2 separate regions of the Mus musculus genome follow, and region 1 is linked to region 2. Evidence: chromatin contacts called from ENCODE Hi-C or POLR2A ChIA-PET data. All regions are on one chromosome and are shown on one strand. The core of a region is the stretch at or near the end of the contact, and the rest is flanking DNA. Distances in the headings are between cores, read along the strand shown. Region 1 has its middle 28 kb from the start of Gm9054. Region 2 holds the start of Car14 (carbonic anhydrase 14).

The links. Hi-C counts contacts between places; a loop is a spot of excess contacts on that map. ChIA-PET counts read pairs that join two places held with the same protein, here RNA polymerase II (POLR2A).
Region 1: POLR2A ChIA-PET joins it to region 2 with 15 read pairs in Patski. The contact joins the enhancer-like site here to the promoter of Car14 in region 2. A Hi-C loop is called at or near these places in 1 of 37 maps with a recorded cell type or tissue (heart). POLR2A ChIA-PET finds 5 or more read pairs at or near these places in 4 of 5 experiments (Patski and embryonic stem cell).

The regions. Positions count from the first base shown.
Region 1 is chr3:95,955,888-95,959,238 of GRCm38, reverse strand. No RefSeq gene overlaps it. Among named protein-coding and RNA genes, the nearest start is that of Gm9054, 28 kb to the left of the region's middle. Within about 2 kb of position 1,703, at least 1 of the 3 ENCODE cell types and tissues checked has a DNase peak (open chromatin) inside an H3K27ac peak, as active enhancers do; it is heart, where a contact is called at or near this core.
Region 2 is chr3:95,902,658-95,905,981 of GRCm38, reverse strand. Car14 (carbonic anhydrase 14) reads left to right here and starts at 1,297. Exons shown (of 11, transcript NM_011797.3): 1 at 1,297-1,662. The coding sequence starts at 1,608.

The sequences.
Region 1 (3,351 bases), core at 454-2,953, 53 kb before region 2:
GAACTTAAAATCTTGTTTGTCGGCACTTTGGAGCACTGTGATGGCTTGCAATACAATTGCCCAGCGGCTCATCTATTTGATGCTTGGTCCCCAGTTGATAGAACTGTTTAGGAAGGATGAGGACATGGGGCCTTCTTGGAAGATGTGTGTCACAGAGGGAGAGGACTTTTAGGTTTCAAAAACCTACACCATTCTCAATTAGAATTCTCTCTGTCTCTCTCTGTCTCTGTCCCTCTGTCTGTCTCTCTCTGTGTGTGCGTGCATGTTTGTGTGCTATGCCTGTGAATAAAGTATAGGCTTTTAGCTACTGCTCTACCCCAGACCTGCCTGCCTGCTCCCATCCTCTCCACCCCACCCTGCCACGATGGCCATGGACTCCAGCTCTCTAGAATTGTGAGCCCCCAAATGAAACGCTTTCCTTTGTAAGTTGCCCTGGTCATGGTGTCTTTTCACAGTAACTAAAACATTGCACTGCTGGAGGACCTGAGTTCAGCCCCTCCCACCCACATGGTCCTCACAACCTCCTGCTGTCCATAGTGCAGTTCTGAAGGCCCCAGTGCCCTCTGACCTCCGACGGGCACTGGGAACATGCATACTTGCAGGCAAAACACTCATAGAAACAAAATAAATAAATCTACAAATGCTCAATTAAAAAATAAAAATCAGATGTCAGCAGCTTGTCCACTTTCACCTGTGTGTGAATTTTCAATATCAATACTAGAATATGAGTCAAAAAGAGAAATCAAATATTGTAGCAAACAAATTTCAGTATTCAGCTTTATAGCCATTTAAGTAAATGTGTCCCCCCCCCCTGGAAAATGGCAACACTTGTGTTATAAATATTAAAAGTGGTTACAGGCTCATAGACAGGAGGCTGAGACCAAATATGCTCTATCAGGAATGTTAGATGTCACATCAGAGGCAGCCATGACCTGAGTCTGAAGGGAGAGAGCAAGCCTGAGGTTCAAACAGAGGGCCATTAGGAAAAACAGACGTCTGGATAGTGTGATGGGCTTCTGAGGGGAGAATGACAGACAGACAGACCTTCTGTAACAAAGAGAATTCACTCCTTGGTCTTACAGGTTTTCCATCTGACACATTTGCCAGATGTCATGAGGCAGGAGAAGGCATGGAATAAAATAAATTAGGGTTCAAGGTTGTCTTGGTCCTGGGCTTACAGCTGCAGGATTGGGGGGTGGGTGAGACTACAATGCCACACACACACACACACACACACACACACACACACACGCAATCGCGAGCACACACACTTATCAACTCTGTCCAGAGAGGGACTTCAGGGTAGTGTGAGAGGATTTCAGCTCAACAAAGTAAGGGCCTGTCTCAAGAAGGAGAAAAAGAAGAGAATGAATGTGAAGCCGGGGGTTCAAGTACTTGGGAACCTGAGGCAAGAATATCATAATTCCTTATCAGCCTGAGCTGCAGTGAGAGACTATTTTACAAAGAGGAGAGGGAAGGACAGAGGAGAAGAAAGGAAGAGAGGGAGGGAGAACGGGGAGGGGGAGGAAAGAGAGCAGCCTTTAGTCATTAAATTTTTAATAACGGGCCCTTCCAGGAATGCACACTACACTCCATTACCAACACTTTCCCCAGACAGAGTGTACTTCCAAGTGTGTTCCATTTTTAGTACAAATAACGGCTCCTACTGACTGACTAGGAATTGGGAGGCTGCCAACTGACTGGAGTGACATTTAAAAGGAAGTTCCCACCGTACTCTTTCACAGTTTAATTTACATAGATGACAGTTTGGTCTTTCTTGGAAACAGTATTTAGATTCCACAGACTCTGAAAATGCAGTATTAATATGACTACTAACATTAGAAGTAGGACTTAAAACTCAGAAATAAGAATAGTAATCTGATCTGGGCCTAGTGGTGCCTGCCTTTGATCCCAGAGCTTGGGAGTCAGAGGCCTGCAGATCTCTTGTGAGTTTAGGCCAACCTGATCTCTACATAGTGTGTTCTGGAATGGCCTGTCTCCAAAAAAATAAGCAAGGCAAGAAAGAAAAAGAAGAGGAAGAGGAGGGGGGGGAGGGGATAGGGAGAGGTGAGAAAGAAGAGAAGGAGAAGGAGAAGGAGGAGGAGGGGGAAGGGGGAGGAGGAGAAGGAGGAGGATGAGGAAGAGGAGGAGGAGGAAAGAAGAAGAAGAAGAAGAAGAAGAAGAAGAAGAAGAAGAAGAAGAAGAAGAAGAAGAAGAAGAAGTAGTTCTATATTAAATGATATCATTTATATTCTCTACAGATCTGATTAGACCCTTAGTTTTAACTGCATAAAACTGAAGGCCTGGTATTAATATTAGTATATTACAGCCAGCATGGCTTGGTGCCTTGACCTGATGAGGAGCCATGAGAGAATAAAGGACAGACACTCAAGAAATGAAAGATACACAGATGGAAAAGCTGGGGTCAGGTGGGCTGTGTGCACTCTGATGGAATGGCACCAACTACCTGGCATCTTAAAGTGTTTATTATTAGGTACAGCACATCGGGGAGGGGTCAGCTAATCTTGGTAGGCAGTCTCTCTAAACAAAAAGTCTCTGAGAACATCCAGGAAGAGGAAGATGGGTTGCTAGTCTTTGCATACACTAGAACTTGCACACTGTCAACTTTGTCACTTAGACTAGAGGAAGAGTTTGCAGACTCTCTGAGCCTCCCCGGAGGAAGGCTTTGCCACACCCATGGGTCCTTGGCATGACCAAGCCCCTATCAACCATACACATTCACTGAGAATGCCATCCACTCTTTACAGTCACTCAAGGCTTCCTCTGTGCCCTCTGTTACTATTTTAAAATAATTAGACAAAAGTAAAGCAGAATCCATAAAAATGTAATTATACGCTTTTAAAAAGGAAACATCACAAATCAATCATTGGTAACAGAACAGGTTAGTGTGGGGTGATGCACAATTTGAGGTTATGCAGAAACAAGATTACTCAAGGAATGGCCCTGCTTCTGACAGGCAGCTAGCAGGCAACCAGGGGTGTCTGGTGTCCCCACTGAGTTCCCTAGAGAGAGGGGATCCAAGTTCAGGAGCATTACCAAGGTCACTCCTGCATTTGAACACAGTGCACCCCGGGCACTTCCAGCTCTCTCCTGATGGCGAGTGAATGGCCCATGCATCCTGCCAGTTGTACGTCGGTTGTACATCAGGGTTCTGATGAGATTACAGGTGTCCTTCGCTCAGCCAGTTTGTGATTGGTGATCTCAGGAATATCTGTTGGGACAGCCTGTCTTCTAAGGTGCTCTGTCTCACCTTGTGTAAACAATTTCAAAACGAAAGACTGCAGGAGACACACATGGCATCTTATGGCTGCAGCAATCTCCTCATTCCCA
Region 2 (3,324 bases), core at 48-2,547:
ATATATATATTTTTAAAAAGTCCTTACTCTGAAGCTCAGTCGTGGGACAGAAAAGCACTCTGAGCTCCTGTCTCCGCAGGAGTGATGACCTGGCACATGCATTATTCTGTTCATTTGGCTTTTATCCCGTGCCCTTGTTTGGCTTCTGCTCCTTTGTTTTGGCTATTTATTGCTACTTGATAGGAGTAAGGAGGGCAGAAAGACCTCACAGAGGTTATGGAGGAGAGATTTCACCATCTAGCTTGAAATTATCTGTGGTCTTCACACTCACTAATGAGGGACTTAGGATGTACATTCCGATCGGGATTTCTAGTCCCGTGGGGGAGCGCACACCAGCCACATTCCTGAGACGCCACGCAGCCTCCATGCTCCACTAGCAAACTCAGTTCCACCACAGCAAGTTTCACTTGATCCCACAGGACCTGCCTGGACCCTTTGTTGGGTGGGCGGGAAGCCCCTGGACCCCTCACCCACCTGGTCACATGGCCTTTCTATGGCCCCTCCCCTCTCTTTCTTTGGAGTCCGCCTTTTTCTCATGGTGACAGTAATTGTTTCTACAGTCACCCATCACTCCTCCTGCCCGGCCTCTCTGCTAGGGGTCAGTGTCCTCTTCAGTGACAAAAGGCGCCCTAGATCTGGGCTCCCTGGGGAGGGAGGTGGCTGGATCTGGTAGTTAGAATGCTGTCTCTCCCTGGTGCTGCGACAACCCCTCCCCCGCTGTGCACACAAATGGGCTTTATCCGGCAAACAAAACCGCACCCCCACCCCAGGCTACACAGGCACGTGGACCTAAGCCTCACCAAGGGAAGGGGGTGGTGACAGGCGCCAGAGAAAGACGAGGCAGAAGACAAATATTCTCCTCGCCCCACTTCTTGCTCTCCACAATCCAGATTTTAAAGTTTGACTTTCCACTCCCCACCTGCTCCCTGAGCCTCCAACTTCTGTTCTCCTATCTCCCGAATCTGAATTCTTTCTGGTTCCAACCAGCTCAACTTCTCTTGGTTTCAGAAACAGGTTCCCCACCAGCAGTCCCATACCACCCAGGGATGTGCTCCTCAGGCAGGGGAATGAGAACACGGTGTCCTGGGAGGGAGAGGTGCGAAACCCCCCTTCCCTGACCGAGAGTTCCAGGGGACACCCGTACGAGCGGCAGTGTAAATAGCAAAGGAAGAGCTCACTCCAGGGTCCTGAGCCAAGGCCAGGGCGCTGGGCTCTGCTGGGCCATCCTGCATGCCTAATCCGCTATTTAAGGAGCTGCTCGGCTGCAGCCCAGGCACCACCCCCCTCCTCACGTACACCGGTTTCGAGCCACCTTAAAAGCGGGAGGCAACTGTGAAGTTGCTGGCCAGTAAGTGGTGTGGAGATTACGAAGGGACATACGGAGAGGGCAGAGAGAGGAAGAGAGAGAAAGTGAGAGAGGAAGAAATTTATCCTGGGATCCAGAAGTTCGTGTTAACCTGTGGAAAATCAAGTCCCTGGAAGTCTGCAGAGACAGAGACAAGAAGAAAAGAGATAGAACGCCAGAAACTCCTCTCTCTCCCTCCCTCTCCACCTCTCTCTTCTAAACCCCAAATTCCTGGTCCCTTGTACCCCATTGTGGGGATAATATGTTGTTCTTCGCTCTCCTGTTAAAGGTGACTTGGATCCTGGCTGCAGATGGGGGTAGGTACAACTGGGTCTGTGCTAATGTCCACCCGTAGCCATGTGTACTTATGTGGGGGAGGAGAGGTTTCAGAAAGGGAAGCCTAGGGGCTGGGGGGTAGGGGGGGGAGGCATGGGGTGGGAGAAAGACTATGGAGGAGATCCTTCCATTCTTTTCCTTTTCCTCTCTAACCCAGCGATTACTGCTATCTCTGCGACAGGGAGAGCTAGCCAGAGGCCAGTGTGTGAATGCTCAGGAGTGTAGGACACTCGGCCAGCTACAGTTCTCCAGTCCACTCTTTCCCCACTGCCCTAGTCCCGGGCAGCCCTCCTGCCCGTCTTTGTTTACGCACTCTGCTGGTTAGGGAGAGCAGGGGTGAGAAGGGACACGTGCTGCAGTCCTGCCCGACTCAGACCCCGACCCTCTGCTGATCAAAGGATAACTCCATTACCTGCCAAGGGGCAGGGGCAGCTGGTCCATTTCCCTGAAAGGAACACGACTAAACGTTTGCTCAGCTCTTTATAGTGTACAAAGGGCTTTCAGGATTAGGAGAGAGGTGGGGAGACGTTGGAGAAAACAAGCTAAGTTGTTTCTGGAACGCCTGAAGGATTCCCACAACTTTTTTTGTTGTTATTGCTTATTTTTATTTACTTTTTTTTTTGAGACAAGGTTTCACGTGGCCAGACCTATCTCAAACTCACTCTGTAGCTGAGGTTAGACCTGCTTGGCTCTGCCTCCCCATGCCTGGTTTCTACACCCTGTTTTTGTGCTTCTCAGGCCCCATTCTGTATCCAGCACATAGTAGGTGAGGGATTAAAGTTTATTGGAAGGACGAGGTGGGGGGGGGGATTATCTAGAAAGCGAGAGGAAGATGGGACCAAGGGATCCAAAAGAAAATGAGGAGTCACAAATCTCTTCTGAGAAGAAACAATTTGGAAAGAGGAAAAAAGAGGCATTAGAATCAGCTCAGAGCATTTCACAGGAAGGGCAGGGCACCTTCACAACAGCCAGAGAACTCTAGTTGTTGGAGTATCCTAAAGAGATAGTGAAGGAGGGGTGGGGGGGAGCTACTCGCAGAGTTGCCCCCGCTGAGGAATGGAGCGGTGTGAGCAGTTAAAGGAATAACAAGCAAGATGGGCATTGGACCACACGCTTGCAATCCCAGCTCTCAGGAGGCTGAGACAGGACTGCCACAAGTTTGAGGTCAGCCTGAAGCACACTGTGAATACAGGGCCAGTATGGACTACAGAGTAAAATCATGTCTCAAACAAAATAATTAAAAGACTAATGAAGAGGAAAAGGAACAGGGTATTTCCCCCCAGTTTCTAGAGTTAAATAGAACAAGCCAATCTCCAAGAAGACTTCCTTTTCTCCTTGAAGCAGGTTAGCCGTGGGGGGGGGGGGGGGGTGACTCTCAGACCCCTAGCGTTTTGGCCAGAGATAGAACTGCATGAGATCCTGGCATGTGACCCGGCTGGCAACTCTCCTCTCTACACACAATGCTACACTTTCATCCTGTCTTTGCCAGCCTGGCTGCCTGTGCCCACCCACCACCCTCAACATAGACTAGGCCCTACCCCGACTCCTGCTTTTCTTGAGCCATTTGAGCCTGAAAGAGCAGATGTTCATGATTCGAGTGACCACAGCTAGTGAGAGCAGAAAGAACTAAAACTCCTGCTGAA